Linked DNA regions of Homo sapiens: region 2 is linked to region 1. A link is an interaction called in ENCODE POLR2A ChIA-PET data of the cell type or tissue named here. Cell type or tissue: MCF 10A. All regions are shown on one strand. Links, peaks and the distances in the headings refer to the core of each region. The heading gives the core; the rest is flanking DNA.

Region 1 (12,793 bases), core at 5,351-7,850:
TGGGGAGTTACCGAACCCAAAGAGTCTCCTTGCAGCCGCCAGCCGCCCCTCCAAGCTGGCCCTCGGCAGGCTGGGCATCTTGTCTGTTTCCTCTTTCCATGCTCTGGTAAGTTCCTGAGGAAGGCTGTTTCTGCAGCATTCGGGGAGGGCTGCGGATGCTCCCCCTTTCTTCAGCTTGTTGCCATCGGCACTTGTGGGGCTTGACCCAACAACTGACACCTAGAGGCCAGGTCACCCAGAGGCCAGGGGCCTGGAGATGAAGGAGACCAGACGTCGTGCTGTAGAGCCCCCGGTTTCTCTACTGCTTATTCTAGAGTCCAGCAGCTAGTGGACAGTTACTGCATGCTCATCTCTGCCTTTCTGTGTATTCCACCATCAGGAAAGTGGGATCCTGGAGAAGGGGCAACAGTGGTGTGAAGATTAAAGGATGGATTAAAGGTTGTTTTCTCTGTCCTGCAGAGCGCCCCATCAGGTTTTTTGAAGTCGTACCCATTTTGGTGGCTTCTGTGTGTTGTGTTGGCTCAGCCTAGGGGTCTGTAGTGGTTTTGCTGACGCTGCTGCCCACCATGGAGAGAGCTGACTGTCATGACTTGTGTTATCCAGATGAGAGTGGTCTATATGATGGATGCTTTCCTGGTATTTCAGACATGCAGGAGCTTTTGGCGATAGTCAGAATGCATTTATAGCAAGCAGAGCTCACTTCCTTCATTTTTTCTGCCACTCAAATACTAAGCCTTTAGATTTTTTTTAAACTGTGTTTTACATTAGGTATGTTCTAGAGATGACTCTGCTCTCCGGAAAAGGACACTGTCACTGACCCAGCGAGGGAGAAACAAGAAGGGAATATTTTCTTCGTTAAAAGGGCTGGACACACTGGCCAGAAAAGGCAAGGAGAAGAGACCTTCTATAACTCAGGTGAGCTTTTCAGCATGGGAACAGCAGACTAGAGTGAAATTCCTGAAACCCCTAATTTTCGGCCTGCTATGAATCATCAATGTTCATTCTCTGTTAAGAATGAAATGAGGCGAGGTGGGGTGGCTCACGCCTGTAATTCTAGCACACTGGGAGGGCAAGGCAGGAGGGCCACCTGAGCCCAGGACTTCAAGACCAGCCTGGGCAACAGAGTGAGACCCCATCTCTACAAATAGCCGAGTGTGGTGGTGTGCGCCTATAGTCCCAGCTACTCGGGAAGCTGAATTGGGAAGATCGCTTGAGCCCGGGAGGTTGAAGCTGCAGTGAGCCATGATTTTGCCACTGTACTCCAGCCTGAGTGACAGAGCGAGACCCCGTCTCAAAAATAAAAATGAAAATAAAAGTTGATTCAAAGGAATCAACTCTTAGCATGCACTTTTTTTTTTAACCCAACGAAACTGCACAAGTTGCCGTATCTATCCCGGCACCCCTGAAGAGGTAGTCACACTGCGTGCAGTGCTTAAGAACAGAAAAAATAAGAATAATCAGAAAATAATCCACACTTTTCCTTCCCTCTAGTACTAATATTTACTTTCTCATAGATTTTATATTAAAATAAATGGAAAATTAATAATCAGAGGAGTGGCAGCTCAGTTCTGTTGATAGAGCTGTGGATTTTGCTCACTAAATCCTTAGAACATGGCCTTGGGGTTTTGTCATCCCATTTTAGAGACGAGCAGACTGACACTTGAAGAGGTTACGTCACTTACCTTATCCTGTTCACCAGCACCAAAGGGCAGGGCCAGGACTAGTTTCTGCCTAAGTCCACGGTCTTGAAACACTGGAAAATTGCTAGTGCTTATTTTCCCTTGGGGAAAGGTGACTCTTGCAACACTTTCTTTTTCTTTTCTTCTCTTTTTTTTTTTTCTTTTTTTGAGATGGAGTCTTGCTCTGTCACCCAGGCTGGAATGTAGTGGTGTGATCTTGGCTCGCCGCAACCTCTGCCTCCTGGGTTCAAGTGATTATCCTGCCTCAGCCTCCTGAGTAGCTGGGACTATAGGTGCACACCACCATGCCTGGCTAATTTGTGTATTTTTAGTAGAGACAGGGTTTCACCTGTTGGCCAGGCTGGTTGTGAACTCCTGACCTCAGGTGATCCACCCACCTGGGCCTCCCAGAGTGCTGATTACAGGCGTGAGCCACCGTGCCTGGCCTCTTCTAACATTTTTATTAAGGAAAAATAGTCTAAGCACATGTTATGTGAAATGTGGCCCAAGTATCGTAAATTGTTTTCAAAACATTTTGAATATGTGTATTTCATGGTGCACCTGTATTTCATGATGCAGGTGCATGATAATGGACTTTATCTTGCTGATTGATATGTTTTAGGATTATTCTGTTTCAAAGCTGTTGAAAAAATAAGTTATATGATGACCTGATCATTCAGGTGAATAGGGAAATTGTTTGCAATTAAATCTGAAGAAGTTTTTGCTTTTATTTTCAATGAGCTGCTGTTTTTCTGATTATATTTTCAATATCATTGGAAAGAGAGTCACATTTTATTGGATCTTTGTTTTCTAATTTGTATATGGCTATTTGATAACGCTTTTGTGAATTGGGTAAGTAAAAGGGCCAGTATCAGTTCCTTTGACTTGTTTAAAACCTTAAAACAATAAAGTTAGAGGTGGTGGAGAGTGGGTTGGTAGATTAACAGACAGCAGAATCACAGGAAACTTTTCTTATGTGGCCACCATGTTTATATACTCATATACAAAAATAATATCAGATTTTAAAATTGTGGTTCTACTTGTAATTAATTTTTTTTTCTTTTTTGAGACAGAGAGTCTCTCTGTCACTCAGGCTGGAGTGCAGTGGCACGATCTTGGCTCACTGCAACCTCCACATCCTGGGTTCAAGCAATTCTCGTGCCTCAGCCTCCCAAGTAGCTGGGACTACAGGCTTGAGCCACCACACGTGGCTAATTTTTATATTTTTAGTAGAGACAGGGTTTCACCATGTTGGCCAGGCTGGTCTCAAACTTCTGGGCTCATGTGATCCACCTGCCTCTATCTCCCAAAGTACTGGGATTACAGGTGTGAGCCACTGTGACCAGCCTGTAATTTAATTTAATTTAATTGTAAAGAGTAATCTTATTTGTTGGTTGTAATGGAAATGTATTTCCTCATTATTGACTGTAGTCAACTGCAAACCCTTTGCTAATGGTGGGCCTATGCTTTCTTTATTTTTTAAAAATTGTTTTTGTAGAAATGGGGATGGGAGTGGTCTCCCTATGTTGCCCAGGCTAGTCTCAAATTTCTGGCCTCAATCCATCTTCCCACCTCAACCTCCCAAAGTCCTGGGATTACAGGTCTGAGCCATAACACCGAGCACTTATGTTTTGTGAACTGAACTTCTTTGATGGTTAACTAATGTCCTTAAGGTATTTTAATCAAGACAGTATATTCGATATAAATAATAACTTGATAAATAACTTGCTTATTTTTTCTTAGGTGTAGACATTCTGCTAATTAGATATGAGCCTAATATGGTTTTTACCCAGCATCTGTGGTAATTTGTTCTCAACATAGACTTTTTGATAAACAAAAGCATTTGGTCGAACATTTTTTGTTTTAAAAAGATATGAAACTAATTACAGTGTCAGTATTTATATAACTGAATGAAGTTGATTTAGTAGGTATTTCTAAGTGTTTATATTGTTTTTAATGTTAATTATGCCATTACAAAATTTAGAAGGTGAAATTTGGAAAAGGCAATTGTTTTTAATTCTTCTACCCAAACAAACCACTTTTAACATTTAGCTATATTTTCTTCCAAGATTTATTCTGTGCACATTAAAAAAAGTAGGTATGAGCTTGATTTTGTTGGTTCTGTTTCACACCTTCAGAAACATGTACTTTTTGGTTAAAAGCATATCAAGAATGAATTTATTTATTTATTTATTTATTTATTTGATACAGTCTCGTGCTGTTGCCCAGGCTGCAGTGCAGTGGCATGATCTCAGCTCACTGCACCCTCCGCCTCCCGGGTTCAAGTGATTCTCTGCCTCAGCCTCCTGAGTAGCTGGGACCACAGGCGGGTGCCACCACATCTGGCTAATTTTTGTATTTTTAATGGAGATGAGGTTTCACTCTTTTGGCCAGGCTGGTCTTGAACTCCTGACCTCAGGTGATCTACCCACCTCAGCCTCCCAAAGTGCTGGGATTACAGGCCGACTTAAATAATAGATGACATAAAAAAGTAAAACGTAACTATGCGGGAAATAAAAACTTTAAGTGTATTAGAATAATGATACAAATTGTGATATGAAGCTCTTCTAAAATGTTATAGAACTTTAGTTTTTAAATAATGAAAAAGGGTAGCTGGCAGATGAATATTACAGGGCCATTTCATTAGTCTTTTTCCTCCCCCATCTGTCAGATATTTGATTCAAGTGGCAGCCATGGATTTTCTGGAACTCAGCTACCTCAAAACTCCAGTAACTCCAGTGAGGTAAACTTTGCTATAGATGGCCGCCATCTTGTTTTACATGAATGACACAAATGCTAACTTTTTCTGTTTTTTTTTGTTTGTTTTTGTTTTTGTTTTTGAGACGGAGTCTGGCTCTGTTGCCCAGGCTGGAGTGCAGTGGCACGATCTTGGCTCACTGCAAGCTTCGCCTCCCGGGTTCATGCCATTCTCCTGCCTCAGCCTCCCGAGTAGCTGGGACTACAGGCGCCCGCCACCACGCCCGGCTAATTTTTTGTGTTTTTAGTAGACATGGGGTTTCACCGTGTTAGCCACGATGGTCTCGATCTCCTGACCTTGTGATCCACCCACCTCGGCCTCCCAAAGTGCTGGGATGACAGGGTGAGCCACAGCACCCGGCCACAAATGCTAACTTAAGCGAGGAATGCTGGTTCAGAATCTTTACATGAACTCCTTGAAAATAGATTTATAATTAAAATGGTCCCAGTAGGTATTCTCTAAAGAGATAGTCTTGAATGCCAAGCATTTTGGAGGTATCTAACCTCATGTTAACTCCATTTTAAAATTAGTGACATGACTAGACTGAAGTCATAATAATATCTTTGATTTATACATCTCTATTCCTCAGCAGTACTTACCTTCGTTTGAGAGTTCAGTGAATACAAAATTGCATTTTCCTCTCAGGGTTGTCAGGGATCTTCACATAGATAGTACATTCTATGCTGTGTCTCTCCAGGCGCCGTCAAGGGGAGCCTGAGTAATGTCTCCTCATCCCTAGAATTGCTTCTGACCAAACAAATCCTCAGAATGATTTCTGAATGAAATCCTAGAGCATGAAATCCCAGATGTGCCTATGCCTCTTCCTAGTGCCTTTTTCAAACCCACAACATCCCCATGAAGCTGTGTTATTTAATTTCTCCTCCACCAAATAATTTTTTTTTTTTCAGATGGAGTCTCACTCTGTTGCCCAGGCTGGAGTGCAGTGGCGTGATCTCGGCTCACTGAAACCTCTGCCTCCCAGGTTGAAGCAGTTCTTCTGCCTCAGCCTCCTGAGTAGCTGGGATTACAGGCACCTGCCACCAAGGCTGGCTAATTTTTGTATTTTTAGTAGAGATGGGGTTTCACTATGTTGGCCAGGCTGGTCTTGAACTCCTGACGTCGCGATCCACCCACCTCAGTCTCCCAAAGTGCCGAGATTACAGGCGTGAGCCACTGCACCCAGCCAGTTCTTACTCTGCACTTACCATCTCTTACTGTTAGCCACTCTGTCAAGTGCGTATGTCATGGCTCCCAGGAAAGCTTGTAATCGATATAGTTTATATATGCCCTATTTCTATTAGATGTAGTCATTTAATGGCTGAGGATGACTGATTTGTAATAAAGGCCCATAATTTTAGGGTCCTATCTCTTCCAGCATTATATAACAATGTAAAATTCTTACTTTGAAAGTTAAGAGGCCTGGCATGGTGGCTCGTGCCTGTAATCCCAGAATTTTGGGAGGCTGAGTCAGGTGGATCATTTGAGACTAGCCTGGGCAACATGGTGAAACCCTGTCTCTATCAAAAATGCAAAAAATTATCCGAGTGTAGTGGCTTGCTCCTCGGAGGCTGAGGTGGGAGGATTGCTTGAGCCTGGGAGGCAGAGGTTGCAGTGAGCCAAGATCGCACCACTGCACTCTGACCTGGGTGGCAGAGTAAGACCCCATCCCTGAAAAAAGAAAGTTATGAAACTATAGCATCAGTACACTTCCTATTAACAGAGTTTATGTTGGACTTTGAAAATAAATTTTGCTGATGTAGCCACTTACAGTGAGAATTTAAGCTTAGTGCTTAAGATGGGCTCAAATCAACAGGTCCCATCGATGCTCTAAGGAGTGAGAAGAAACTATGATTTCTGCATTTGTTTTACTCCTATTTGTTTTAGCTAAGCATTACTTGTGATGTAGGGATACTGAAGAAATTCCTTTCATTTATAGGACAATTTTAATGCAGCCTCTGTAATTTCTGTGCTATCGTACCCAGATAACTAGATTCAGATAGAATGGCAGATAGAACTAAGGGTGTAATTTGTTTTTTTATATCTCTGGGACTTAAAATTCTGCCTGAGCTGGCTAAATAATTAATATTTCATTTTGCTACTTTTCATCTGCTAATCATTCTTGGAGAATACTTGTAACCTGCACAAACCTATTTTTATACAATAAGTACATTACGCCCATTTCTATAACACAGAAAGGCTGTTGTGAGGGAGGGGCCGTGTGCATTTTAAACTATTTCACTCTAATTGATGCATCATATAACAGCCCAACAGTGAGTCACCCTAATTCAAAATCTGTTAAGTCTGGAATAAAGCCAGTCTTACTTGAACATTTTTTTAGAGGACACTTTGGCTTGCCAAAAATGAAAGCTTTTCATAACGAACGTCTGGATGAGTAATAGTGAGTCTTACACGGCCTTTGAAGGGAGGTGTTTGTCATGGAGATTGTGACAACAAAGTCCCCACTAAGGCTCAGATGGCGGCAACCCCAGAAGCTTCATTGCAGAAATTGTGACAGCCCCTGGGCCTTGGCCCCTTCTTCTGGAAAATTGGCTTGGGGTATTCCAACTTTCTGTGGCAGTGAGTGAATGCAGTATTGTCATCTTAGTCATGAGCTGTAAACTGAAAAAAAAACCTAAAAAACCCCAAAAAACCCCAAAACCAAAACAAACCCCCTAATATTGTTTTCTTAAATGGAAAATATGAATGAAACAGCTTACTCTTCACCACAGTATGGTAATCTGTTTAGAGAGAATATTAATACACAACCCTACATAGCATATATATATGCATACAGCTAGCGAGCTAGCTAGATCCATCTTTGTTTTTCTTTCATATCAACCGATGTGTGGGCCTCAGTCCAAGAAGGAAATAAACACTTTCTCTTCTATGACATTTTACTGTTGTTAAGAAAACTGGGAGCGTGCAACTCCCTTTTGTGTTTTCTCCTCATCTCCCTTGCAAATAGACTTTCCTTTTATCAGCCACTGTGGTGGTTTGGGCCCATTTGTGACAGCCAGATTGTGATTTTGCTACTCACTTCCCTTCAGTGATCCAAGTAGTAATTACAAGCCATTTGATCCAAAAGCATCTGCTGTGAGAACACACGGAGTTTCAATTTTTTCTCCTTGCTGCATACTGAGCATAAGTAATTTGACATGTGGTTTCAGGACCATTGATGTAATAATAATAATAATAAATACTTCTGTGGAATGCCCTCCAAGGAGAGCTAAAGTGATTTGCAGACGTTCACTAGTCAGTCTGGAGTGACTGTGGCTGCAGCCCAGTGATGTTCCCGTGTCGTGATGGCCAGTTGGAGCTGACTGCAAGGTGATCTGAGCAGCAGTGGCCAGAACAGTGGCCCAGGGCTTTGGAACAAAGGATGATTCTCAGGAAGTTCTTTATAGTGGCCATCGCTGAAATGCAGTAGCTACTCCCAGTACAGTATAATGCCCTGATCCAGCCTCAGCTTCCAAAAAAAATCTTTACAATTTATGTCTTTCAAATGCAATTCCTCCCATCAGTCTCCTAACCACCCCACGAGGCTGGCGTTTTTAACCTCTTTTGAAGGTGAAGGAACAGAAGTGCAGAGGCACTAGATAACAGCCCCTAACAAGGCTGAGATTTGACCTGGATTGCCTTGCTATTATTGTATTTTTTCTGTCTCCATTTGCATTCTCAGGACCAGGAAACCTTGAAGAGGCTAGTTGGAAATATATATATATATATATATATATATATATATATATATATATATATTTTTTTTTTTTTTTTTTTTTTTTTTCTTTGATGGGAGGAAGTAGAGTAGGAGGCGTGGTAGGTGCGTAACAGTCCTGGCAAAGGTAGCCAACCGTGGAATTCTGGGTGGTTAAAAAGGTTAATTTAACATAGCAGCATCTTTGACATGGGTAACCTGGAAAAAGAGTTTTCCAGATGGCTCCATTTTTAATGCTTATTTTTAGGATTCTCTCTTCTTTTTATGAAAAGAATATTGGAGAATATTTCATCTGGCTTCCTGAAACTAAAGCATGTGTATTTTCAACTTGGATAGCATTGACCTTCCTTCAGAGAATTAATCCAACTTTCCCTCCAAATGGGCAAAGCTTACAACAACCTAAGAGATCTGTAAGCACCAAGTAGCTTTTTCTTTTTCTAGTTTTAATAAATTAATTTTAAATTCTTGGTGCTTCCTTTGAATAACCAGGTTTTACTTTTCTTGAACTGTATACATTTGTGAGGGTTGTGTGTGTGTGTGTGTGTGTGTGTGTGTGTGTCTGTCTGTCTGTCTGCCTAACACACACCAAAAATTACATTTAACTTTTCATTGAGGGACTCTCTTGAGAGGGTCTTACTCTTTGATGGCCTTGGCTTTGATAGGCGTCTTCTCTTCTATGGTTCACTAGATCTTGGGTCAACAGTGTAGACTCAGAAAACCATTGCTCAGAGCAGTTGTAGCACAGCACCTTGTTTAATGGATTTTAATAGGATTATTTCTTTTGTCCTTCCATCCTTCCATCTATCTGCACACTTTTCTCTTGTCCAGAACTTATTCTCCTTCAATAATCTGTTAATTTTTCTTCTCGAAGCTTCCAGAGAGCATTAAGAACTTGACACTATGTCAACAGATTTGAGTAAGATACTGAAAACGGACAGCGTTTACCCTTCTGCCTGTAATATGACTGTGAATTTCTAGTTGTATCCAGCTCAGCACTGAAGTTTTGGGTGTGTCCTGGGTGTGGGACGCACTGTGTTAATGGCTGAGGGAGAATGAGGATGCAGAAGACAAAGCCTCTGCTGGTATTCATCTTCTCCTGGTGCGGGACTTAGAAGTGACTCTCCTGTGAGCTGGGCTTTGCCAAATGCTGTACCAGGGACATAGGAGAGTAAACTCATCTAAGTGAGAGGACTTGAGGGCAGAGAAAGGAGAGATAGGAGAGAATTCATAAGACAGGGGCATTTTAAACCAGGTTGGAGGGTATATATGGTTTCAGCACTGACTCTACTTGTAAGGACGGTACAGCAGAGAGAGGAGATGGAAGTGAGCACCGGTGTGGAGCAGGAGCATGCCACTCCCTTCTGGGGAATGTTCCCTGAGCCATTCTGTTCAATGGGAACATGGTGTGTGGCTTAGAATAATGGAAAGTAATCAGGAGATTTGGGTTGCACCCATTTTATATAAAGGGAGTTAACTGCCAGGCGGGCATTCTGTGTAGTATAGTGGTGGTGTGAACCAGCTCATCCCAGACTTCCACCCTTCAGATCCCCGGAGTACCATAGGCACTAGTTGTGTAAACTTGGGCAAGTTTCTAGAATTTCCTGAGCCATATTTTTCTTGCCTTTTCCATAGGAAGTGATGATGGTGCCTTCCTGAGAGGGCTGGCTGTGAGTGGTGAGTGAACTGATGGCACATCAGGAGCTTGTTTCATTTGGTCTCACGAGATGCAGTCTTTTTTTTTTTTTGAGATGGAGCCTCCCTCTGTCGCCCAGGCTGGAGTGCAGTGGCACGATCTTGGCTCACTGCAACCTCTGCCTCCCAGGTTCAAGCTGTTCTCCTGCCTCAGCCTCCTGAGTAGCTGGGGCTACAGACGCGTGCCACCATGCCCGGATAATTTTTATTTTTAGTAGAGATAGGGTTTTACCATGTTGGCCAGGCTGGTCTTGAACTCATGACCTTAGGTGATCCACTGGCCTCGGCCTCCCAAAGTGCTGGAATTACAGACGTGAGCCATGGCGCCCGGCCAAGTGATACAGTCTTTCTCTGATTGTCAGTAACGGTGAGAACAAGAGGGTGTGAAGGCACAGTGTTAATTTGTACTGCTCATGTTCCTCCCACACCTGTTTATCCATAATTACGTTCTTCCTGATCTCCAAAAGTGCAGCAGTAAATTAATTGCTCTGTCACCCTCAGTGGGAGCCTGTGACTTCCTCCGGGCCTTGTTCTTTGTGATGTTTCTTACTCCACAGTGACCTCTGCTGGGTTTTAGTTTGCTTCTCAACAAGCCTGGTTTCAGAGGTGGGGCCTGCACCTTTAAGGCAGCATCTGTTTGTTGCTAAGCACCGGGTTGAAATCACTGCCCAGATGAAAAGTACCCGAGAGAATGAACCAGGGAAAAAAATGTGCCTGTGTAAGACAAGAGCCTTTAGCAGAGAGTGTCCGGGCTGGTTCCTGGCATCCCTGGCTCCTTGCATCTGGTCCTGTCTTTTCCTTTGGCATTGGCACGTGTGGGGATGTGCATTCTGGCTGTGATCATCCTTCCAGAAAAATGTACTGAAAGCGACAGATCCAAGACAAATCCAGAAATGTCACTTCAAAATTGAGCACCATGTTTTCAAAAAGATGGCACAGAGAGACAGATTTTTCCCTTGCTTTCTTCTTTTAAATTTCTTTACGATGTCTCTTCTAGTTTTTAAATCCTGCATAGGAGGATCTTTTACTTTGTATTTAAAAATGCATGGAATTCAAAGTAAAATCACCCATTAATGATAACTTTAAAGTATGATGAATGATATATAATAATGTGATAGTATTGAATCTACAGGTGACATTTTCTGGTATGTAAGGTGTTTCACATAAGTGACCTCTTTTGCTCACAAAAACTTAAGTAACAAGTAATTTTTTCAATATGAATTATATTAATAATATCCTCTTTTACAAAACAGGAGCTGAATCGTACGTAGCAAGGTAAATCTTGTCCTAGGCCACACTTTGCTGGTAGAGTCTGTGACTTTTGATTTCGAAGCCCCAAATCTTTTCTTTACTGCTATGTGAATATAAGAACCTACCCAGAGAGAAACATGTCTACATCGCTTAAGAAATGTATGCTATTTTTGTTATGAATTACAAAAGGACGTATTAGCATGAAGTCAGCAATTGTTGTGATGATGTAGTTGGCACACTACACTTTTTTGGGAAAGGCTTCCTGAAGGTGGTATTCTTTGAGATGATTTTCCAACAGTGTCTATGTGTGAGATAGCTGAAGGATAGAGAAAAGATTTCCCAGGACTATGGGTTAATTTTAAGGAACAAATAGATTTCTGTCAGTGATGAGTCAGGCTAAAATTAAAAAGAAGAAACAAAGACAAAAACACAGATAGTCTTAGAAGAGAAAGCTTGTGCTGGATTAAGTGCAGTTCAGAGTCAGGATGGCAGGCAGATGTCAGTGACCATGGACAAGGTGTGTCTGGAATTCAGTGGGAGGTCAGAGAGGGATTATGGCTGAGATGCAGGCTTCACAGTGGCCCTTCTCAACCATGATCCCAGAGCAGTAAGCGTGGATACTCAGCAGCCCTTACATGGATTGCGGTGTTCTTTTTTTATTTTTTGAGACAGACTCTTACTCTGTTGCCCAGGCTGGAGTGCAGTGGCATGATCTTGGCTCACTGCAACCTCTGCCTCCCAGGTTCAAGCGATTCTTCTGCCTCAGCTTCCCAAGTAGCTGGGACTACAGGCGCACGTCAGCACACCTGGCTAATTTTTGTATTTTTAGTAGAGACGCTGTTTCACCATGTTGGCCAGGCTGGTCTCGAACTCCTGACCTCAGGTGATCCACCCGCCTTGGCCTCCCAAAGTGCTGGGATTACAGGCGTGAGCCACCGTTCCCAGCCGGATTGTGGTGTTCTAACTTGGCATAAGCGGTCAATTGACACAGTGGAAAGAACACAGGACAGGCAGTCACTAACTTTCACTCTGCTTCCCATGGCTGCAGTTTCATCTGATAAAATGAGTGAGGAAACGTTGTCAGCCTCAGAGGGCTGTGAGAAGCCAGTGATGTGAAGCGTGTGAGCGTTTACTCTAAATACTCCGTAAATGAACAGGACATTTGGCCGGTGGTTTCCTTCATTTGTTAATCAAATTTGTCTGCATTTTCTTTTGGCATCTACAAACAGGTCGATGAACTTCTGCATATATATGGTTCAACAGTAGACGGTGTTCCCCGAGACAATGCATGGGAAATCCAGACTTATGTCCACTTTCAGGACAATCACGGAGTTACTGTAGGGATCAAGCCAGAGCACAGAGTAGAAGATATTTTGACTTTGGCATGCAAGGTAACGGATTTTGCTGCAGAAATATATTTCTGAATAGAAATAATCATTAATGTTGCAATCTTATGCCTTCTAAATTCATGTGATATTCAAGGGCCCAGTTTCCATGCCAGGGAACATATTAGCATATTTATTAGTTAATATATTTATTAGCATATTCATTAATTTGCATTCTATTCCTTGATCTCTTTAGAAGAATGAGTTATTAGGTCATGATCCCACACTTCCATGAAGAACCTGAGCTAATCTACTGAAATTCTATGTATACTTTGATATCTAGAATAATTATGAAATCCGTTGCTATTTAAGTTAC
Region 2 (12,793 bases), core at 4,886-7,385, 140 kb before region 1:
TGGTAAAATTATTGTGGTCAAATTACTGTATTAGCCTTTTGTTGTTGTTTTTGTTGTTGTGATGGAGTCTTGCTCTGTCTCCCAGGCTGGAGTGCAGTGGCGCAATCTCAGCTCACTGAAACCTCCGCCCCCTGGGTTCACATGATTCTCCTGCCTCAGTCTCTTGAGTAACTGGGATTACAGGAGTGCATCACCACACCAGGCTAATTTTTTGTATTTTTAGTAGAGACAGGGTTTCGTCATGTTGGCCAGGTTGGTCTCAAACTCCTGACCTCAAGTGATCTGCCAGCCTCGGCCTCCCAAAGTGCTGGGATTACAGGCATGAGCCACTGTGCCCGGCCATATTAGCCATTTTTAAGTATATAGTTGAGTACATTCACATTATTGTGCAGCCCTCACCACTATCCATCTCCAGAACTTGTTTCATCTTGCAGAACTGAAATTCTGTACCCCGTTAAACAATACCCCCCATTTCTTCTTCCTCCACCCTGGCAACCACCTTCCTGTCTCTATGAATTTGACTGTTCTAGGCACCTCATATAAGTGGAATCATACAGTATTTGTTCTTTTGTGACTGGCTTATTTTGCTTAGCGTGATGTCCTCAAGGTTTATCTATGTTGTAGCATGTATCAGAATGTCTTTCCCTTTTAAAGCGAAATAATATTCCCTTGTCTCTGTATGTCATCTTTTGTTTGTCTGCCCATTGGTCCACAGACATTTGGGTTTTTCTACTTTTTGGCTACTGTCAATATGGTAGCTATGAACATGGCTGTACAAATATCTCTTCAAGACCCTGCTTTCAAGTCTTTGGGGATATAAACTGAGAAGTGGAATTCTATGTCTTTTTTCTTTTTTTGAGATGGAGTTTCGCTCTTGTCCCCCAGGCTGGAGTGCAATGGTACGATCTCGGCTCACCGCAACCTCTGCCTCCCGGGTTAAATCGATTCTGCTGCCTCAGCCTCCCGAGTAGCTGGGATTGCAGACGCCTGCCACCGTGCCCGGCTAGTTTTTATATCTTTAGTAGAGACGGGGTTTCGCCATGTTGGTCAGGCTGGTCTCAAACTCCTGACCTCATGTGATCCGCCCGCTGCAGCCTCCTACAGTGCTGGGATTACAGGCACGAGCCACCGCGCCCAGCCAGAATTCTATTTTTAATTCTTTGAAAAACCACTATGTTGTTTTTCACAGCCCCTGCACCATTTTACATTCCAATCAACCGTGCACAAGGGTTCTGGTTTCTTTACCTCTGCAAAGTGCTAGGGTTTTTTGAACCATCCCCTCAGTTGCCTCATTTAAACAGATAAGGAAACTTCATTCCAGATAGGTTAAGTGACTTGACGGCCTAGCTTGTTACTGTCAAAGGTAGGACTGAAACTCAAATCTCCCTGCTTTCCCTGTTGCATGTGAGACGCAGTCTGGTCATGCATTTATTTCTTTACTCAACACACAGTGCACACATCAGTGCTGTTTGAGGTGCAGGAGTTTACAAAGATGGTTCAGATAAAGCCCCTGTCCTGACCTCCTGCCTCTTTCTGCGGCTTTCCCAAAGCTGCTTCGTGCTGTTTACCTCACAGTTTACCTCTCAGTTTAATTGCCAACTAGTAGCATCTGCAGCTTCGTACTTGGTGTTAAGTAATTTGCTTTTTACTTCCCTCCTCTGTTTTCAGTCCAAAGGAGCTTAGGAAAATGAACTCACTCGTCCTGATATAGCTCTCACAACTTGATAATTTTCTATAAAATCATTTGAGAAGAAAATATTGATAAAAATGAGATAAGAGGGGAAGGGTACAGAGACGCCGAGCTCTGTACCAACAGCTGTAGAAAGTGGAGCCATATTTAAAAGTGATTAACCACTGCAGGGCCTTCTTGTGTCCATGTGTGCCTGACTGTTTTTTCTTTTTTTCTCTCACTCTGTTGCCCAGGCTGGAGTACAATGGCATAGTCTTGGCCCACTGCAACCTCCACCTCCTGGGTTCAAGTGATTCTCCTGCCTCAGCCTCCTGAGTAGCTGGAACTACAGGTGTGCACCACCATGCCCTGCTAATTTTTTGTATTTTTAGTAGAGACAGGGTTTCACCATGTTAGCCAGCTGGTCTCGAACTCCTGACCCCAGGTGATCCACCTGCCTCAGCCTCATAAGGTACTGGGATTACAGGCGTGAGCCACTGCGCCTGGCCTGTCTGTCTGATTCTTGAAGAGCTCATCTCTGATACGGGTATTTAATGCTAAGGAGAAACTCACAAGCAACAGGGGGCCTGAGTTGTGTTCAACTGTCACCTTGTAGGGAACATTGCCTGTGGCCACCTTGCAGAAGCAATGCAATGCTTATTGTTGACAAGTCCCTTGAGTTATGAGAAGTTAAAGCTTACTGAAGTTACGATATGGTTGCTACTTAAATATAGGTTCGAGTTAGTAGGGAAGAGGGCTAACGATGGTTTCTTAGTAAAGCATTTCGAGGGCCTGCTTGTGTCATAGCGCTGGGCTTGGCAGCCATGGACGTGGATAAAGTGAATTCCTTTTTGTAACCATCTTAGGTTTCTCCTTTCCGGCTTCTGTTTTTGTAGAGAGGTTTTTTAAACTAGGGCACTGAGAGAGAAGGAGGGACTCATTTTTTGTTCTGTTTTTTTTTTTTTTTTTTCCCTTGGCAAGTGAATTTATTTCATCTTTTTTCTTGGCAAATGAATTTATTTCATTTTGAAATCTGCAATCCTTTCCTTTTTGTTCAAGATATCTGAGTTTGACTTGGATTTACTTACAGCCACTTCAGGAAATTGACTTTGAAGGAAAATCTGAGCCAGGTGGGAATCTCTGCTCTAGAAGTTGCAGGTACCTGGCACCTGGCTCCCTTTAGGCCAAGTCTCAGGATGAAGTTAAGTCTAGACGGACAAAACTCTGCCACGAGGGCGGTTGTTGATGGGTCAATGTGAGAGACCTTTGTGATTTGGGGCAAAAAGTGTTCTTATTAAACTTTGCAGTTTAATAACAGAGTTTGTCTTTGCATATTGAACCCTGGTCCTTTTCGGCTGCGTCTAAATTTGTATGTTCTGTGAATGAGAATGGGATCTAGTGCCTGACCGAACTATACCATGTCTGTGCGTTTGCTCTTGATTTTGCAGCCCTGACAGGTTGGGTAGCAGCCTGGCCTGGAACCAGCTGCAAGTAACCAAGCAATGATGAGTTATTTGCAGTTGGATAAAGGCAGATTTTACCCATTATCCTCTGGAGGTCTTCTCTTGCGGGGAAAGGTCAGCAATAATGAGATTTAGTCAGCTTTCCTTGCAGGCGGAGCCTCCAAGGAAATACTCATTGAACTTGAGTATTTTTGTGCTTTTGTTCATCGTATATAGAAGTCCTAATTGAAACCTTAAATTGTGCGCTCCGTAAACCACTTGTTGAGCCGCAGATGGTTGGTTTGTACATTACTTAATTTATCGGGTCCTTACTCGTCTTTGCCTGCAAGATGAAGGGATTGGAGAGAGTATTTCCAAGACTCTGTTTTATCATCAGCAACATCATCATCTTCTTGACATCATAGGAACCTGTTGATCAGAGGCTGTACCAGACACTTCATCAACATCCCACTTAATACTCTGCATGCGGCTCTCCAGGACAGATTCCCTCCCACTCTGCAGAGGACACAGGCTTAGAGAGGGTGGGTGAGGAATTAAGGAGCTGAGCTGGGTTTTGACCTTGTCTGACTCCAAAGCACTTGTTCTTCAGACTGCGTCTTGCTGGCCTCTACAGCTTTATGATTCTGGGAAAAGTACTTACGGCCACGTTTCTTTGGTAAGAAACAGGTAATTGAAGAACAAAAATGAATTCTATATCTGCTTTAGGAGAACTGAAAGAGGCTGGAATAACTGCCTTTCTTACTGTAAGATTTAATTATTAATGGATGAACCAGAGATTATAAGTATTAACAGAAATAAAACAACACAATTTTTAAAAATTCAGAGGATTTTCAGACAACAAATTTCCTGGAAGAAATTGTGCATTTTTTTTTTCCCTGAGAGTGTCATAAAAGCTGGGTTTAGGAATTGCCATTTGGTGGCAGATGGGGTAAGTTATCTTTGCCTTCTTTAATAGTTTTTCTTTGTAGGAGAAGAAGATCCTATTCCTAAATCGCTGTGATATTTAGGTCTTTAGGGGTGGGATCTTGTGAATTTGCTATTATTGTAGACTGAAATCTATATATAGGGACACTCAAATGTGGTATAAATCCATGTCTTTAAAAAAAAAAAAAAAGCAATTACTATGTTTGAAAGCCAAGCTATAAAAAGTAAATGAAATCATAGGAGAGCCAAGAAAGGATTTCATTTTACTGAGCAAATGTCCTTGACTTTCTTTTCCCTTTTGTGTCCTGCAGTGACAGAGTGGGGAATGCAAATGTTTCGAAATTAGGATCACAGCTTTTATTTACAGGTGGTTGAGTGTTGGCATTTGTCCCTGTCAGCACTCCTGCTCTAGATGAAGTGACAGATCCAGAAGGGAGAAATCCAGAAAACAGACACTCAGCTTGTAATTTGTTAAATGTCATTTTAGTTATTTAGCATTCCATAGAACCTGGTTTTATTTGACTTTATTTAAAGAGGAGGTTATTTTTTATTTTTATTTTATTTTTAGAGACGGAGTCTGGCTCTGTCACCCAGGCTGGCGTACGGTGGCATGATCTCGGCTCACTGCAACCTCTGCCTCCTGGGTTCAAGTGATTCTTCCGCCTCAGTCTCCTGAGTAGCTGGGATTATAGGCACCACGTCTGGCTAATTTTTGTATTTTTTTTTTTTTTTTTGAGACGGAGTCTCGCTCTGTTACCCAGGCTGGAGTGCAGTGGCATGATCTCAGCTCGCTGCAAGCTCTGCCTCCCGGGTTCACGCCATTCTCCTGCCTCAGCCTCCTGAGTAGCTGGGACTACAGGCGCCTGCCACCACGCCCGGCTAATTTTTTGTATTTTTAGTAGAGACGGGGTTTCACCGTGGTCTCAATCTCCTGACCTCGTGATCTGCCCTCCTCAGCCTCCCAAAGTACTGAGATTACAGGCATGAGCCACCGCGCCCGGCCTAATTTTTGTATTTTTTTAGTAGAGTTGGGGTTTCACCATGTTGGCCAGCCTGGTCTTGAACCCCTGACCTTAAGTGATCCGCCCACCTCAGCCTCCTAAAGTGCTGGGATTACAGGTGTGAGGCACTGCACCCGGGCAAAGAGGAGGTTATTTTTATTTAGTGTCTGCTTATATACATTGTAACATTTTTTCATCAAAGTTGAAATTAATTTCCTTGAAAATTCATGTGTCTTTGACGGCTGAGGTTTGGGTAGTACCCGCCAATTTTACCAATCACATTTAAAAAAATAGATTTTTTCATACCCATACATAAAAACACATGTGAGCACCTCCCCCTCAAACACACACACACACACACACACACACACACACACACACACACACACACACACACAGAAAAGAAAGAAGGGAAGGAAACATTTGGATGCTTCGGAAAGGTGTTGTTGAGCAGTGGGACAAAAGCCTCCTTGAGCAGTTGTGGGGTCTCAGAACATGGAACACCCGCTAGTCTACACATCTCACAAATAGAATGGGCTTCTTGAATGGTTCTTTCTTGCTCAGAGGTACTTTGCAGCCCAGCCAGAGCTCTGATAATGATAGGCTGGATTTCTATATGGAAACATAAAACAGCTCAAATCCAGGCATTCAGCTTTGTCTTCTTAAATTGCCGCATTGCTTTGGCTAGGTACTAGATAAAAAAAGAACTTCTAATGAGAGGAATATTTTAAGACCTGGGTAAGCTGTCACACCATAAAATGTTAAACAGTATTCCCCTTAGGGATCTGTTCAGAATTTCAAATGTTCAAAATCTCTGTTGATTCCTCAGCAAATACAGATGATCTTGGCGTTCTTTCTGAATGCTTCCCCCAGGTTCTTCCCAAGGTTTCCATTAAGAATCATCTTTTTGCAATGATAATTGAGTTTCTCAATTTTTTTTCCCTCCTGGTGGGGGTAGACTGTTTCAACGCTAAGCAGTTAATTTTCTTTGCAAAACTCACTGTGGTTTATCATCATGTTTCGAAGGGCATGGACAACTACAGAACACTGGGGGAGGGCTGGATATGTTTTTGTAATAAAGAGGCTGCATGCTGGAGGTAGATGCATCCCAGTGGGGACTGGCAGTCCTTGAGGGACTGACTCATCCATGACTCACATGGCAGCCTGGGTGGCCCCTTGGCCCTGGTGCCAGCCTCTGGAAGTTTGGAGCTGGTGCTCACCTCTCCCATGAGACCTTGAGAGTTAAAATATGCGGTGAGGCTTCTGGTTTGATTGGAGTGGGGCTCACCTTTGGTTAGGGACTTGGTGAGAAGCTAGAAGAAATGCACACACCTTTTGGCTTTTGTATGTAGTTACGGGAGACTGGGCTACTGCTGGTTTTACACATGGTGAGACGGTGTAACGGAGCAACTGGTTGGGAAGAGAAAAACTGTTCATTTGTTATAGTGCACATCTTTACCTACTTGAAATGCCACCTTTATGATATTCTGCATGTCCATATAATTTGTGTCTATTTCTGGACTTTGAATATTTCTGTTCATTAGCAAACTATTAAATATTTTTTACCTTTTTTTTGAGATGGAGTCTTGCTCTGTCACCCAGGCTGGAGTGCAGTGGAGTGATCTTGGCTCACTACAACCTCTGCCTCCTGGGCTCAAACGATTCTCCTGCCTCAGCCTCCTGAGTAGCTGGGACATGCCACCATGCCCAGCTAATTTTTCTGTTTTAATAGAGACGGGGTTTCACCATGTTGGCCAGGATGGTCTCTTACTCCTGACCTCAGGTGATCCACTTGCCTGGGCCTCCCAAAGTGTTGGGATTACAGGCATGAGCCATCGCACCTGTATATTATATATATAATATATATACTGTGTTACATATATACTATATATAATATATATACTGTGTTACATATATACTATATATAATATATATACTGTGTTACATATATACTATATATAATATATATACTGTGTTACATATATACTATATATAATATATATACTGTGTTACATATATACTATATATAATATATATACTGTGTTACATATACTATATATAATATATATACTGTGTTACATATATACTATATATAATATATGTACTGTGTTACATATATACTATATATAATATATGTACTGTGTTACATATATACTATATATAATATATGTACTGTGTTACATATATACTATATATAATATATGTACTGTGTTACATATATACTATATATAATATATGTACTGTGTTACATATATACTATATATAATATATGTACTGTGTTACATATATACTATATATAATATATGTACTGTGTTACATATATACTATATATAATATATGTACTGTGATACATATATACTATATATAATATATGTACTGTGTTATATACTATATAATATATGTACTGTGTTACATATATACTATATAATATGTACTGTGTTACATATATACTATATATAATATATGTACTGTGTTACATATATACTATATATAATATATGTACTGTGTTACATATATACTATATATAATATATGTACTGTGTTATATACTATATATAATATATGTACTGTGTTACATATATACTATATATAATATATGTACTGTGTTACATATATACTATATATAATATATGTACTGTGTTACATATATACTATATATAATATATGTACTGTTACATATATACTACATATAATATATGTACTGTGTTACATATATACTACATATAATATATGTACTGTGTTACATATATACTACATATAATATATGTACTGTGTTACATATATACTACATATAATATATGTACTGTGTTACATATATACTACATATATGTACTGTGTTACATATATACTACATATAATATATACTGTGTTACATATATACTACATATAATATATATACTGTGTTACATATATACTACATATATATACTGTGTTACATATACTACATATAATATATATACTGTGTTACATATACTACATATAATATATATACTGTGTTACATATACTACATATATATACTGTGTTACATATATACTACATATAATATATATACTGTGTTACATATATACTACATATAATATATATATACTGTGTTACATATATACTACATATAATATATATACTGTGTTATATATACTACATATAATATATATACTGTGTTATATATATACTACATATAATATATATACTGTGTTATATATATACTACATATAATATATATACTGTGTTATATATATACTACATATAATATATATACTGTGTTATATACTACATATAATATATATACTGTGTTATATACTACATGTAATATATATACTGTGTTATATACTATATATAATATATATACTGTGTTATATATATACTATGTTATATATACACTGTATATACTATCTATACTATGTTATATATACACTGTATATACTATCTATACTATGTTATATATACACTGTATATACTATATATACTATGTTATATATACACTGTATGTACTATATATACTATGTTATATATACACTGTATATACTATATATACTATGTTATATATACACTGTATATACTATATATACTATGTTATATATACACTGTATATACTATATATACTGTTATATATACACTGTATATACTATGTGTTATATATACACTGTATGTACTATGTGTTATATACACTATATGTACTATGTGTTATATACACTATATGTACTATGTGTTATATACACTGTATGTACTATGTGTTATATACACTATATGTACTATGTGTTATATACACTATATGTACTATGTGTTATATACACTATATGTACTATGTGTTATATATACTATATGTACTATGTGTTATATATACTATATGTACTATGTGTTATATATAATATATATACGTTATATATAATATATACTATATATACTATGTTATATATATACTATAGTATATATAATATATACTATATATACTATAGTATATATTATACTATAGTATATATTATATATAATATATACTATAGTATATATACTATAGTATATATTATATATAATATATACTATATATTATAGTATAGATAATAATATATATTATGTAGTATAAATATATACTATATAATAGTATATATAACTATATAGTATATATAGTTATATAACTCTGTATATATGTATATAACTATATATAGTTATATAACTATATATAGAGTTATATAACTATATACAGAGTTATATAACTATATATAGAGATATATAACTATATACAGAGTTATATAACTATATAGTATATAACTATATATATATATATGTAGAAAAAAACCTAAAGACTTTTTGTGTTTTTTTTGTTTTGTTTTGTTTTTCTGAGACAGGGTCTCAGTCTGTTGCCCAGGCAGAGTGCAGTGGTGTGATCGCGGCTCACTGCAACCTCCGCCTCCCAGACACAAGCCATCCTCCCGTCTCAGCCTCCCAAGTAGCTGGGACCACAGGCATGCGCCACTATGCCTGGCTAATTTTTGTATGTTTTGTAGAGATGGGGGTCTCACCATGTTGCCCAGGCTGGTCTCGAACCCTGGGGTCAAGCCATCCTCCCACCTTGGCCTCCCAGAGTGCTGGGATTACAGGTGTGAGCCACTGTGCCTTTGTTGTTCTTTGAAAGTTTCATAGTTATCACTTGTAAAGCAAATGGGCTTGAAATGATTTTTATATTACCTTATGATAACTTTCTGAAATTACGGAGTTTGGGGAGGGAGGAGAGGGAGGCAAGATAGAGCATGGGATGAGGCAGGCCAGATGCAGATGGAGAGTTGAACATCTTGGAAAGAGAACTTCACAACCAAGTTGTGATCAATCTTAGTGCCTTTTTCCTAGAAAACAAGGAAATGACGTAGGTTGTTACAATTGAACTGCCTTCTGTTGGTGAGAAGTTGATTTTAACAGTCCTGTGATAGCTGCTCACATTTTGTTACTATGATCTCCCGAAGAGATTAAGGTCGAGAAGGAGCAATAGGCAGGGATTTGACCTCGTCTGGTTGTTAGGAGGAACAAGCTGTTGATCTCTGCTTTTAACCTGCGTCCAAACCGCAAGCCTCCTGGTATTGTTCACCCCACTGCTCAAGGGGTGTCTGCTCAGAAATTCCATTCTGTGGGGAATGCTTGCCAATCCATGATTTGATTGGTTTCCTCATGTGATTGTGGAAGAATGTTAGCTACTTTCTCCGTCTTGCTCCTGTGGAATAATACTAACTGGTAAATTTTGGAGGAAAGCTGCTGTTCTATCATGATGGAAATTATATTTTGGATTCTGCTTTTCACTATAGAAATTTTTTGGTAAGTGTGGCCCTGAGCTCAACCAGGGAGGTTCCATAGCCTTCCAGACAATGAGATTAAATCTTTCATTTTAGTGATCTTCCTGTGTTTAAATCAGGATCTCAACTGTCTCTCGTTAGAAGACTTGGGGAAATAAAAGGTAAGGATTCCTCTGGCATAGTAATGGTGCCAAAAGATTTAATAATTTGAGAATGCGTTCATAGTTTTGGTGAAATAAGTTCCTGTGAGGCTGTTTGCCCTCCCTGACTGCTGTTCTCTTTGTTGTGTGTGGCTAAGAGTTTTTATGAAATTCTATGGAATTGGTATTCACAAGACACTTTGTGTCTTATTTAACCCTTTGACAGTATTCTGAAAATTCCAATGTGAACATGCATGGTCATAAATACTTCTCAGTGTTAAATTAACTCCTTAAAGGTGTAACACCTATTCACTTCTTGTCAATTTCTTTGTTTTTAAAAGACTAAATACATATGTGCCTCTCTGTATATGTTGTGCATATTTTAGAATGAGTCAATATAAATCCAGGTGAGTCTTTCTAAATGACTCAGACACTGTTGCTGATACTTCACATAACTTTTGCTATTATTTTATAATTTATCTGTAATATTTTTTAGTAGCTGTCTCAAATTGCAAAAGAGTTTTTGTTTTGAAAATGAAGAGATGAGGCTGGGAGTGGTGGCTCATGCCTCTAATCCCAGCGCTGTGGGAGGCCAAGGTGGGCAGATTACTTGAACCCAGGAGTTTGAGAGCAGCCTGGGTAACATGGCTAAACCCCATCTCTACAAAAAACACAAAAAATTAGCTGGGTGTGGTGGCACGCACCTATAGTCCCAGCTACTCGGGAGGCTGAGGTGGGAGGATCACCTGAGTCCGGGAGGAGGATGCTGCAGTGAGGTGAGATCACACCATTGCACTCCAGCCTGGGCACAGAGTGTGTGTCTCTGGCCTTTTAAGACTAAACAAATTGCAGAACTTATATTTAAATAAAAGGAACTAAATATATTAGGAGATACTTCCATATGATGGGCTTAAAGATGAAAACATAACATATTAATTTGAATTATCTTACTTGCTTTTCTTACTTTTGGGTAGAATCAAAAGTAAGGAAAATTCTTGGGAACAAAAAGCACATTGTCTATTTAATTTGAGGTATCTATGAAAGCTATTTTAATTCGTATTTTGAAGATGTATATCAACTGCGACTAGGGGCTTGAAAAGGTAAGAAATTTACAGTTCCTGTAAGTACTGCTTTGGCAGAGCAGAACCTCTCAAAGTATAGCGTGTACTTTATACGATGGAAGATCTGTGAGGGAAAAAAGGTGGGAGAGGTCATGCTACTGTGAGAAAGGAAATTATGTTCAGATTGAACAAGCTAAGCCACTTGCCAAAATGTTCTCCCCAATGTTCCTGTGTGTTTTCTCCTGGTGCATACACACGTCTTAAGCCTGTGCGAACCTGCCTGCTTGTCTGTGCACAGGAATTAAAGTTTGGAAAGCTTCCATTGTGATCCTTTCCCCACTTGCCACTCACAGTGTGGTTCATGGAACGCAACGCTCGGTGGACCTACATTTGGAGCATGAAGATGCTGATAGCAATCTATGTCATGCGTGGCATTAATCACTAAATCCCTGTCCACACAAGCATCACATCAAACGGGGAATTGAGGCATCTGTCAAAAGAATGCAGTAGGAATCGTCTGAGAATGAGCAGGGTTTGTGTTCTTCATCTCTGCTGCACTCCAACCCTCTTTAGGCTGCAGGGATTTTTGTTTTTTTCTTTTTTGAGACAGAGTATCGCTCTGTTGCCCAGGCTGGAGTGCAGTGGCGTGATCTCGGCTCACTGCAACCTCTACCTCCCGGGTTCAAGCAATTCTCCTGCTTCACTCTCCCAAGTAGCTGAGATTACGGGCACCTGCCACCACGCCCAGCTAATTTTTTGTATTTTTAGTAGAGACGGGTTTCGCCATGTTGGCCAGGCTGGTCTTGAACTCCTGACCTCAGGTGATCCGCCCACCTCGGCCTCCCAAAGTGCTGGGATTACAGGCCTGGGCCACGACGCCTGGCCTGTTTTTTTCTTCTTTTGAACATTTGTGTTGTATATAGAGCAAAGGAATACTCCAAAGGAATTTGGGGTATATAAAAGAATCATTTCCCCCTGAAATTTTCTGCCTTTAGTTGAAAACAGCTATGTGTTAATTCTACGACCACAGCTCATTGAAGTTTCCTTTCTGTTGTCCATGTTGGTGCTCTTGCCTATGTGCCTGTTAGACTGTATGTTAAACACATGTGGTCAAACTGGTCTAGATTTTCCTTGTTCCCGGGTCTTCTCGTTGCCTTCCTGAACATTTGGAGAAGGTTAGTACACCTGGATGTCATTTTGAGTACATATGTATTCACTGCAGCCATGACGGCCCCAGGCCCTCTGCAGCCCTGCCTGCG

The links. Peaks named below come from ENCODE experiments on the same cell type or tissue, not always from the same donor. Only the 100,000 strongest peaks of a DNase experiment are listed, where the experiment ranks them.
Region 2: POLR2A ChIA-PET joins it to region 1 with 6 read pairs; 3 of 35 experiments call an interaction of 5 or more read pairs at or near these places.

What each region holds. Positions count from the first base shown.
Region 1 is chr6:155,164,495-155,177,287 of GRCh38, forward strand. TIAM2 (TIAM Rac1 associated GEF 2) reads left to right here. Exons shown (of 27, transcript NM_012454.4): 8 at 1-106; 9 at 769-915; 10 at 12,322-12,483. Among named protein-coding and RNA genes, the nearest start is that of CLDN20, 93 kb to the right of the region's middle. RefSeq lists enhancers at 6,753-6,812, 6,853-7,272, 7,303-7,362, 10,485-10,544 and a silencer at 12,038-12,167. In MCF 10A, for the core only: no CTCF peak of the experiment used is centred there; a DNase peak (open chromatin) is centred at 6,787.
Region 2 is chr6:155,020,422-155,033,214 of GRCh38, forward strand. All of the region lies in intron 1 of TIAM2 (TIAM Rac1 associated GEF 2), which reads left to right. Among named protein-coding and RNA genes, the nearest start is that of TIAM2, 32 kb to the left of the region's middle. In MCF 10A, for the core only: no CTCF peak of the experiment used is centred there; a DNase peak (open chromatin) is centred at 6,210.